2 separate regions of the Mus musculus genome follow, and region 1 is linked to region 2. The links are chromatin contacts, found by POLR2A ChIA-PET in ENCODE. All regions are on one chromosome and are shown on one strand. The core of a region is the stretch at or near the end of the contact, and the rest is flanking DNA. Distances in the headings are between cores, read along the strand shown.

The links. ChIA-PET counts read pairs that join two places held with the same protein, here RNA polymerase II (POLR2A).
Region 1: POLR2A ChIA-PET joins it to region 2 with 10 read pairs in embryonic stem cell. The contact joins the promoter of Mtch1 here to the promoter of Cdkn1a in region 2. POLR2A ChIA-PET finds 5 or more read pairs at or near these places in 3 of 5 experiments (Patski and embryonic stem cell).

The regions. Positions count from the first base shown.
Region 1 is chr17:29,345,712-29,351,736 of GRCm38, reverse strand. Mtch1 (mitochondrial carrier 1) reads left to right here and starts at 3,805. Exons shown (of 12, transcript NM_019880.4): 1 at 3,805-4,270. The coding sequence starts at 3,950.
Region 2 is chr17:29,091,751-29,097,553 of GRCm38, reverse strand. Cdkn1a (cyclin-dependent kinase inhibitor 1A (P21)) reads right to left here and starts at 3,785. Exons shown (of 3, transcript NM_007669.5): 1 at 3,693-3,785.

The DNA.
Region 1 (6,025 bases), core at 2,556-5,055, 250 kb before region 2:
TTGATGTCTCAAATCCCACTGAGCACCCAGACTGAGCACAGGTACCCCAGAATAGCTAGTTTCCACTGGGGAACTTGTAGGAGTGGTGCTGCGGACCCTTTTTGGTCCCTGTCTTCGTAGAATGGGTCTCTAGTTGCAGGTGGACAAGGAGTCGGCAAATGACAGACAGAAGCGACAAGAGAGATTGTGTAGAATCTGAGTGTAATTTTTTTTTTCGAGACAGTGTTTCTCTGTGTAGCCCTGGCTGTCCTGGAACTCACTCTGTAGACCAGCTGGCCTCGAACTCAGAAATCCACCTGCCTCTGCCTCCCAAGGGCTGGGATTAAAGGAGCGCCACCACGCCCAGCGAGTGTAATTTTTCAAGTGGAGCATCAAACTTTTTATACAGAAGAGTGACAAGAAACCACGTGAGACATCCACCAAGTTACAGTGACACAATACAAAAGGAATGTATACATCAAAAGATGGCGGTGACCAGGTCCTGTTTACCACTAAGAAGGGAGCCAGGTCTATTGTTAAGCCCACCACCAGGGGTTCTTAGTAAATGCCTGATTATGCTGTTCCTTTGGGCCTAGTGAAGAAATCTCTCTCAGGGGGATTCCCTAACTCTTTCATGATAAACCCACTTATTGGCTAGGCCATTGTGAATTCCCTTGTCTGGGTAAGACTGACTACTGTCCCAAGTAAACACTCTGCAGACCAGCCCAGAGCTATTCCGGCTCCATTCTTTGCAATGCCTAATTAGTTCCACCATCTCTACTAGCAGTAAATTTGAATGTTACTGGATAGATAACCTTCTTACAGAATTCCTACTGAATTCCAAGTTTGTCGGCTTCAAGGATTTTTTTAGGAGTTGGAACACTGGCAAGGGCTTAGCTATGTCAGAATTCAATCTTTAAAGGCACTTTACAATAAAATAATACCAAAAGAGAGCACGTGGATCCATACACCAGACTAATGTGGGGATAGGGTATGAGTATACGGGTTATGAGAATGCCTGGTTCCAGGAGGTTGAGTTTCTCGTGAGCACTTCCAGGCCTCTCGCCTGCCAAGCAGACTTCACTGGAGTGTGCGTAGCAGAATGGGATTCAGCTCACCCACATATACATATATTCACCCACCCCGGCTTGGAGTGTATGGCTCAGAGGTAGACTAATTGCGTAGGATGTGTGCAGCCCTGGAGTTTATTAGAAATGCTTTGATGCCATCAGGAGGCAGGGGCTGGTGGATGTCTGCGACTTCAAGGTCAGCCTGGTCTACAGGTGGAGATCCAAGATCCAGCCAAGGTTCCATCATCCCCAGTACTGCTAAAAACAAACCCAAATTTTTTTAAAAGAAAGAAAGGAAAAGGAAAATGGATCAGACCTTGCCCTTTTTAGTTCTCAGAGGCAGGAAGTCTCAACGATGATTAGCAATCGCTGATGCCAACTGAAACCACACAGGAGAGGCACTAGGAAGCAGGCTGTAAGGATGGACTTCTGGGCGGGCGGGGTGGTGCACAGGACAGGGCAGGTTTTCTACTGCAACGAGCCATGGTTATCAAGAGCAGATGCTAGATTTTCTCCTTTTTCTCCCCAAAAGGAGCCCAAGACTCAGGGACATTTGTTTGTTTTTCAAGACAGGGTTTCCCTGGCTGTCCTGAAACTACCTCTGCCACTACCCACATGGCAAAGACAATAGTTTATTCCTAAATGTAAAGACTAACTGACTGATACGTATCAGAGCAGAATGAGGAAACCTACAGGCACATGGGTGCCCTAAAATCATAGTAAGGGCCGAAGAGATGGCTCAGCCATTAAGCACTCCGGTTGCTCTTACGGAGGAATTGGGTTCAGTTCTCAGCTCACAACCATTGGCTTCCTAGGGTACCAGGCACACATGTGGTGTACATAAGTATAAATGAAATGCAAACAAAACACTCTTGCCCATAAAACAAAATAAACCAGGCCTCAGAATGTGACATGCCAGACCAGGTATATTAGTTAGGGTTTTACTGCTGTGAACAGACACCATGCCCAAGGCAAGTCTTATAAAAAATCATTTAATTGGGGCTGGCTTACAGGTTCAGAGGTTCAGTCCATTATCATCAAGGCAGGAGCATGGCAATATCCAGGCAGGCATGGCGCAGGCAGAGCTGAGAGTTCTATGTCTTCATCCAAAGGCTTCTAGTGGAAGACTGACCTAGGGTGAGAGTATTAAGCCCACACTCACAGTGACACACCTACTCCAACCAGGTCACACCTATTCCAACAAAGCTACAACTCCAAATGGTGCTACTCCCTGGCCCAAGAATATACAAACCATCATACTAGGGAAGGGTACAATACTCTCTCACCTGGACCTCATAGAAAGGAAGACACCTAACTCTGGACGTCAGGCCTATCTTTTGACCACTCAGTGTATATTGTCAAGGGACAGAGGAATGAGAAGTCCTGGCAATCCCAGGGGCTTCAGTTTAGCTGGGTTCCCAGTGTTTGATGTGGCCTGTTTGAATTACCATCCATCTGTCTGTCCATCTGCTCACCCACCTGTACCCAGTCCTGCAAGCCCTCAGCAGCTCTGCCCTTCCTGAGCCGTTCTCCAGATGGACTGGTTAATATCTAACCTCAGAAGTGGCTTTCTCTGCCTCTGCCTCCAGTAAGGACTCTTTCAAATTGTTGAGATTTGTGGCCTTTGTAACCCTTTGAAGTCATTCTGTCACACACACACACACACACACACACACACTTATAATCACAGTGTGATCTGTATCTTGAGATAATATTAGTAACTAAGATGTGAATGAAAGAATTGTGATTGCTAACAGCCAGCTATCAATTGCAGCCAAGGAAATTGATGTAGCATGGTGCACAGCTCAGTCTGGCCTTGAACTCCTATCCTGATGCCTCTGCCTCCTGAGTATCGGGCTTACTTTACAGGTGTGTGCCACTGCACTGGATTGTTACTTTGTTTGCTTCATTCATTCCCTTAGGAATGGTTTCCCTGAAGATATACTTTCTATGCATTCCTATATTTGCGGTGATAGAAGATAGATATTAATGCCAGACAATACAATATGATACAACACAGTACAGTACACGGTAGTACGGTACAGGGAGCCACATTCGGAATGGGCCATACAAAAACACGGTCCAATGGGGGACAGTCAAATACAGATCGGAAAAACAAGGCACTGGGGACAATACGGAGGAAAAGCCCACAGATGGAAAGTATTTGCGTGGGCAAGTGTCAGGAACGTGAGGTAAAACCTACACCACGGGCAATCAGGGAGGGTGCAAATATCTGACCATTCCAAAGACCTTCCTTGCAAACTAGCAAGAGGACAAGGTCCCTTGCTAGGGACCAAAGGGTCCCTGCTGACTCTGAGGTCCATTACCAGAAGACTCTATTATTGGGCAGTTCAAGACCAGCTGAGAGCTGCTGTGCTTGTTCAGAGGTGGAAACAAATCACCGGCTGGAGTAAGCACCTTCCTGGAAGGTGGCCCTAAGAATTGCTCTCAAGGCATGCGTAGCACTATGCTCCAGGCACTAGACTAGAGCTCTCCCAGGCCTAGTTATTTAGTAACTAAACGCAGCCAGCACCGGGCCTTCATAAGTGCACAGGCAAAGAGTGCTCCCAGCCCTCAGCAGCTGTGAGTTACTCAACTATTGAGGGGTTTCTACACAGGTCCCGGGATCGTGCTGAAGGAGTGCAGAAGCAGGGCACACAGACTGAGACTCGTAGGCACGATTGCGGTGACTGGCCTGGTCCGCAAAGGGGCGGGCACAGAGCTGCAAAGAACCCGCCCCGGGCCGGAGGAGGCGGGCCCGGGAGCACCAAGGAACAACACTCGCCCGCCCGCCATGCCCCCTCGCCCCGCGGCGTGAGTGGTGCTGCCAGGACCCTCCCCTTGACGTTCGGGGCGTGGCCAGCACCACGTGACGGGGAGTGACCTCCACGCCTGGCGCCATGGGGGCTTCGGACCCGGAAGTGGCGCCTTGGGCTCCCGGCGGCGCCGCGGGGATGGCGGGAGCCGGAGCTGGTGCAGGAGCTCGGGGCGGCGCGCCGGCCGGAGTCGAGGCCCGCGCTCGGGACCCGCCACCCGCGCACCGCGCGCACCCTCGCCATCCTCGGCCCGCGGCTCAGCCGTCGGCGCGCAGGATGGACGGCGGCCCGGGCGCCCCGGGCTCCGGGGACAACGCCCCGACCACCGAGGCGCTGTTCGTGGCGCTGGGCGCGGGCGTGACGGCTCTCAGTCACCCGCTGCTCTACGTGAAGCTGCTGATCCAGGTGGGGCGGGGGGCGCGGCGGGAGGATGTGGATGGGATGTGCGGTGTGGGGGTGCAGGGAGGGGGCTGAGGGATCTGAGTGATTGACGTGGGAAAGGAAGCGATTTGGAGGTGCTGGGAGGGAGCGAAGGGACGTGAGTGACAGACGTGGGGTAGGAAGGGATTTGGGGGTGCAGGGAAAGGCGATGAGATGTGGGAGATAAGTAGTCGAAGGCAGTGAGCTTGAAATTCCGAAGGGTAATGGATTTGGGGTGCGGAAAGAAGCCACAGGATTGGGGGAGGGCCGAGAAGTTTTGGTGAATGGGTAGATGAGGGCTGGCTGGGTACAAAAGCGACGTGTTTAGAAGGTGAGTACATTTGGGGCAGAGGACAGCGGGGCTCTGGATTTATAGAGATGGATGAAAGCTTTGAGGGACAAAGGAGTGGGCAGCAGGGCCAAAAATTTCAGAGGGAAAGAATGCAGCAGGGAAGAGCTATCGGTTTACTTGAGAAGGAGCCTGTAGATTTGATGGCGACGACAGATTTGGTGGGAGGAGGGGCCTCCGCATTGGTGGAGGGGGGGAGTGGAGCGGTGTCTGGAAAGGGGAGCCAGGAGGCGGCTTTTAGGGGGAAGGGGAGAATGGGATGACGCATTTAGTGGAGGAAGGAAGGAATTGAAGTAATTGTGTCTGCGTGGGTTGGGAATGGGCAGAAAATGGGGATAGGCACAATAGGTAAGGGTTGTCAAAGCTGGAGCAAAGGTAGGGATGTCTGGATTCAAGGATGCTTGGGCACCTAAACGCTTTTTTGCTTGTTGGCAGCAATTCACTCCAATAGAGGATGAGGAAAGGGTAAAGGGGGAGGAGGGATCTGGTTGGAAGGAGGTGTTGTGCATTTGGCAGAATTGGGTGGGTGTGTGATGGAGGTGGGGAGAGTTTTGATTGGCGTGGTTCAGGCTCAGACTGATAATCAAAGATGAAGCCTAGCATTTTCCAAAGGAGTGGGGGATGGGTGGTGAGGATTGAGTTGGAGACCCAGCTAAGATTTGAGGTTTGATTTAAGGCAAGTGAGTGTGAAGATTATTGTACTATCCTTGTCATAGAACTGAGAGAATTAGAAATACATTTGGAATGAGAAGGCCTTAAGAATGGGAGTCGCTGCTGGGCAGTGGTGGCGCAGGACTTTAATCTTAGCATTTGGGAGGCAGAGGCAGTCGGATTTCTGAGTTCGAGGCCAGCCTGGTCTACAGAGTGAGTTCCAGGACAGCCAGGGCTACACAGAGAAACCCTGTCTCGAGAAAAACAAACAAAGAATGGGAGTTGCTGAAGCCCTGGGGTCTGAGGAATGGGGATTCTAGAATTTGGAGTTTAACTAGAAATATAAGGAATGAGAAGATACTGTCAGGGCCATTGGGCATCAAATTGTGCAGAGATTTGGAGACGGCTGAAAGGGGGATTTGGAGACCAGCACTGACCTACTGTCATGTGAATGTGTATTTACAACATAGTGTTGCAGCCACAGCAAGCCTCAGCTTAGGAGGGACTCTGGGCTTTGCAGGTATCTGAGTTGAGCAGTTGGAGGTGCTAGGAGCTGATGGGGTGAGAATCAAATGCTGGACCTTAGGATGGCAGGCGGAGAGGGTCGGGGGGGCTCTGGGTGTAGTGTGGGAGGACACAGGGGAAGTGGCTTATCATTGGGAGCATGGTGGCATTAGTGTGGGGGTTTGAAAGAATGAAAGGTCTTTGGAGAGGGACCTAGAGAGTGAAGGGGAGCCCAA
Region 2 (5,803 bases), core at 2,536-5,035:
CCTCCTCCCTGCCCCTCCCTCCCTCCCACTGTCACTGACAGGTGCTCCAGGCTGGAGGCCTTTCCAAAGGACGCTGGCAGGCAGTAGCCTGGGAGGAGGCAGCAGCCTGGGAGGAGGCAGTAGCCTGGGAGGAGGCAGCAGCCTGGGGGGAGGCAGTAGCCTGGGGGGAGGCAGCAGCCTGGGGGGAGGCAGTAGCCTGGGGGAGAGGAGAGTCTGAAGGGGTGGAGCGGGGTTAAGGCTCTCTCCCAGGCTGAGCCACATCCTGCCAGGCAGATCAGGTAATCTGGAGTCTAGACACCTCCCAGCCCCAGACGTGCCTATAGCCTGTGCCCAAGGAACCCGTTTTACAGGCACTGAAAAAAAAAAAAAAGTTAAAGGTGTTGGTTTACCTGGCTCCTCTCCAGGAAAGAGGGATACCTGAGTGGCCCATCCTGACTCCAAGACTAGGGGATGCAGCTTCTAAGGAGGGCCTTTGAGCTTGCAAGGTGAGCCCCAGTGGCTTCCTGAGGCAAGACCCCCTGGGCTCTTACCACATACACTACCACACACATACACACGCCCAGCTCCTTAAGACCTCAGGGTGAGTTTGCCCACAGCTGGAAGAGAGAAGGGGGTACCCAGACTATGATTCAAGGTAGGAAGCCAGAAGAGATGAAGCGTCTGGGGCCCCGATGGTAAAGCCTGGGCCTTGTGCTAAGCAAGGAGCTCTCTATAAAACTGGGTGTGGCGGCACACACCTGTAATCGCTGGAGGCAGAGGTAGGGAAAGAAGTTCAGGGTCTACCTTGGCTACTACATAGGGAACGTGGCCAGCATTGTGGCTTCCATAAATAAGTAAAACAGCCAATTCCCAAAACACAGCACTCGGGAGGCAGAGGCAAAATGTCTGTGAGTTGAAGGCCATCCTGGTGTGCATAGTGAGAGCCTGGCTAAACACCAACCAACCGAAACACAGGTCTAACAAGGATTCCCACTGCCCGCAAAAGGATTCTCAAGGTGCAGACCTCAGAGGCCTAAAGGACCTCAGATGGCCTCTGCCTACAGGTAGAGCTTGGGGCCTATTCACATCCTTTAGTACAACTCAGTCATCCTCCTGCCTCTGCCTCTAGTGTGCTGGGATTGCAGTTGTAAGCCACCAAAAGCTATCGTTAATAGATGGCAATATCACATTCTTTTACGGCAGAGCTAATCCAGGTTCAGAATGTGTGTCCAAAGGCACAGGGCTCACAAGCGGGGTTTGAATTCAGACCCTTTTGGTCTAGTATTGATCATTCTCTCGTCTTCTCACCTTGAGGGGCATGACCAGAGGACTCCATTAAAATCAGCTGGAAAAGCTTTTTTATTAAATATAGACTGAGCTCCATGTTATGGGGAGAGTCTTTAATCCCAGCACTCCACCAGAGGCACGTGATCCTTATGAGTTCCAGGCCACTGGGCCAGCCTGTCTATATAGTACTGGTAGCTGGGGCCATTTTGTAAGCTTGTCTCTCTGTCTCTGTCTCTCTTTCACACACACACAGAGACAGAGAGAGAGATCTATATAGATATAGAAATATAGATTGGCTCATTTCCCCAGACAAACTGAGCCGAAAAACAAGTTTGGTGCCCTTCCCCAGACGGTAGCTCACAGGGGCCAGAGGAAGGAAGGGAAGACACCAATGGACTCGGCTAAGGCTGGATAGTCCCCAGTTTTTCATAGCTGAAGATAAGACCAGGAACCCAAGAGGGGCACGATCTCCACCTTGTCTCTCAAGGGCCACGCCTCCCTAATAGTCCGCTAGCACACCCTGCTAAAATCACTTGTATCTGGCCATCAGGCATATTTTAATTCCCTTTAAGCCGCGGTGGGGGTGGCAGAAGCCCGTGGTGCCACCCGCGCCTAGCCGGCCTTGCAGTCCTCACTGATGCCGGTAGGGGGCGCTGTGCACTCAGGAAATGGCGCTCGGTAGGCGGCGCGTAGGCCGAGCAAGGAGTGGTGAGTCAGTTTCCTGCCCGGCGCTGCCCGCCCGCCAAAACTGCTTGGGCACCGGAGCTGCGCGTCACCCTGGGGTGGAGAGAGGAGAGGAAAGGAGGGGGACCCCGGGCCACAAAACACGTCACGATGAGCCCAGGCTTCCTAAATTCCCGCCTATGTTGGGAAACCAGACTGAGCGCGCGCGCGCGCACGCATACACACACACACACACACGCACGTACACAGACACACACACACACACACATACGCACGCACGCACACACGCACGCACGGACACTCGAGAGCAAAGAAAGTGCTCTTAGCTCTGGCCCCCTCCACCTTGATCTCCACGCCCAAAGCACGCGATGAGTCAGATCCCTGGAAAATAAAAATAGATGAGGGCGAGGACAACAAAAAACCGCCTGAGTGTCCTCTCTGAAACGCGACGTAGGGGACAGAGGAAGCTGCCAGCGCGCCCCCAAATGCCAAACCCAAGCCCAAAGTATTTCCCGCACGACCAGGGTGCAAGTGTAGCCCTTGTCCCCGGAGGTTCCGAGTGGAATGGATGTGCCCTAGTGGGCGCACTCAGCCTGGTCACCTTCCTACACTGGGTGTGGACTGGGTCGAGGGCCCCAGCCCCGGGGCGTCTGATGTACGGCACCCGTAAGCCTCACTCCGCGAGGATACCGGCCGCTCTACAGTGCGGGCTCCTCTCGCGCCCCACGGTCACTGGTCCGGGTCGTGGTGGGCGCGGTGGGTGGGACCCTTTGCGCTTCCCGGGCTGGCAGGGTGGACAGGACCCGCCCAGACTCCCTGTCCCCGAGGGCGCGCCGCCGAGCGGGGACCGGACACCGCGTCCTGGACCTCCCCGTGTCCCGGGTTCCCTGGGAACATACTGTGCCCGCCAAATAGGTCACTGTGCCGCGCGGGGGAGGGGACGGGGCAGGAACGAGGCTGTACCCGGGCAGGGAAAGGGGCTTCTGGGCTGCCACTGACCCATCCCCAGTTGTGGCGCGATTCTGGTCTCAATCCAGTGCCCGGGGTCTCCTTGTCACAATGAGTCACCTCCTCGCCTGTCCTCTAGGACGTGCCCAGGCACGATCCCGAGGGCGGAGGACACAGCTCGCGCTGACCTCAGAGCCCAGTGGGGTGGTGGCTACCGCGAAACAGGGCACTTGGTTCACAAGGACCGGGGATCCGGCGGCACCCATGGGATCGGAGAACCGCTCTGCGCTAAGCTCTAGATAGACTCGCCGAAGCTTGTCACAACCGCCACCCAGGACCCATCTCGGGGCACCGTGAGCTTCATTCTCACGCTTTGGGCGAGCCGCACCTGGAATCCCTAGAAACATTGGCAACCAGAAGCGAGCTCCCGGTAGCCGATCCCCGCCAGCCATCGCTCGGACCCGGTCTCCAAGGACTGGAAGAGTGGCTGCCATCCGTGGTCCTGGAGTTCAGACTCTGTATGCCGAGTCCGCGACATAGCCTGACCCTCGTCACACTCCAACAAACGAAGCCTTCAGCCACCACGGACGCTCAGACCCACACCCGTCATCCACCTGCCGCGGACACACCTGTGACTCTGGCGGGCACGCACAAATACACATATACACACACAGGTGATCCACTCATCACCACACACACACACACACACACACACACACACTTCTGGGGACACCCACTGGGCTCAGCGCATTGCTACGGGGAAGAACTATTGTTCCCTGCCACGAAGCTCTCACCTCTGAATGTCTGGATATCGCTGTGGATCTGCGCCTGACTCCAATTCCCCTAGACTCTGACACCGCGGCGGCTCACACCTCTCGGCTGCTGCAGTTGGCGTCGAGCTGCCTCCTTATAGCGTCGGCCCAGGCCCCGCCCCCTCAGAGGCAGGACCAACCCACTCCTTCACCGATCCCGGGGACTCGCTGGCCCGCCCTCCCCTCTGGGAATCTAAGCCCGCGCCAGACAGCTAGAACCGGCGCGCGTTAAGAGGGCGCGCCCTCCCCTCCCCCACACCTGGGCTATTCTCTTGTCACGCAGCGCACCAGCAGAGCCACATACATCTATGAACAACAGTACAGTTAGAGCTGAGTGAGTGTTTATGGGTCTGTCCCTGACCAACTGTGGGAAGGACTAACTCTTTTCCAGATCACTGATATTAGTAAATAAAATCCTGGGTTTCGGGAGGTGGGTCTGTTGGTACAGTGTTTGCCTAACTTGCTGGAAGTGAAGCCCTGGGTTGGAGCTCCAGGGCCCCATAAACTGGGCATGCGGGGTCACGTCTGTAATAACAGCGCCCAGTGGGGGGTGAGGAGGGGGAAATAGGCATTCAAGGTCGTTTTGACAGCTACCTATTCCGATGGAGACCAACTTGAAATATGTGACACTGTTTCAAATATAAATAAATTGATCATTTGAGTATGATAGCAAAAGCCTGGAATCCTATACTTGGGAGATTGAGGCACGAGGGGCGTTACAGGTTCAAGACCAGCCTGGGCTATCCATTGAGACCCTCTCAAAAACAAAACAAGCCCATAAATAATAAAAAATAGTTTAAAATCCCAAGAAGTCCCACTATGTCTGGAGATTTTTTTCCCCCTCCTCCCAGAAGCCCCTCGGACATCGGGTCCAGAACGCGATCATTTCCTCCCTGTCTCACAGACGAGGAAAGCAGTTCCACAGAAGGAAAGGATGCTGTCAACCGCCTCAGAAATCGGGGAGATTGAGTCCAGTTCTCAGACCACGGACTACCAAGAAAAACAGCCGCCAGGCTCCTTACCTCCCCTCTCCCCTCTTCAGAAGCCAGCATGTGAACATTTCTCACACCATAATACATCCTGCAAGTGAGAGCATCAAGACCTGACTGGGACCACACTAATGGCTACCTGCTGACCTCTGGCAAGCTGCCCAGAGTACTCTGCTTGCAGATTTCTTTCTCTGGGTCCAAAATGAGGGAAATGTCTAATACTCCCCCTCCCAAGATCCAGACAGTCCACTAAAATGACATTGATAAAGGACAATTCTAGAAACATCTACGGATGTTCCTGACAGACATAGCAGTAAGACATTCTCCGTTCCCACCTTCCTCCATGTCTCTAGTCAGTTTTATTTCCTTCTGTTTGGGGTCTTTTGAGACGAGGCCTCGCTATGTAGCCCAGGGTGGCCCTCATATTCAAGGCAATCTTCCTGCCTTAACTTCCTTGCTTAGAGTTAAGACTACAGGTCTGAGCCATCACACCCAGCAGAAGGGGGTTTTCTTCAGTCTTGTTACACGATCCAGCCTGGTCACATGGGCTACATAGCAAGACCACCATCTCAGCTAAGCATAGAGGTACATGCCTGAAATCACGGTACTTGGGAGGCAGGGGGGATTTGGAGCTCAAGGCTAGCCTGAGCTATCTGAGATCACCATGCATCCAAAAAGGGATGTAGCTCCGTTAATATAGCGCTTGCCTAACATGTATGAAGCCAGGAGTTGGATCCCTAGTAAGGCATCATCTAGATGATAGCGGCATACATCTGTAATCCCGGCACTCAGGAGACAGAAACAGGAGGACCAATAATTCATCAAGGTTACATGACATCCTGCCTCTAAAACAAAAACAAATTCCTCTCTCTCTCAAAACAAACACAAACAAAAATTTTAAATAAAGCAGAGACTGGAGTCTTAGTTTGAACGGATATCTTTAGTTAAAAGATCAAAATCCTGCTTTGGAGAAGCTGTGAGTTCTGACATCTGCTCTCCGATGTCTAGAGATCGCTGCCCAGACATGCCCAGTCTTCCTCCTCGGATTTAGCTGACCTAGACAGGCCTCCTCTTCTGTGATGGGGGGTGGAAGTCTGGGAAGGG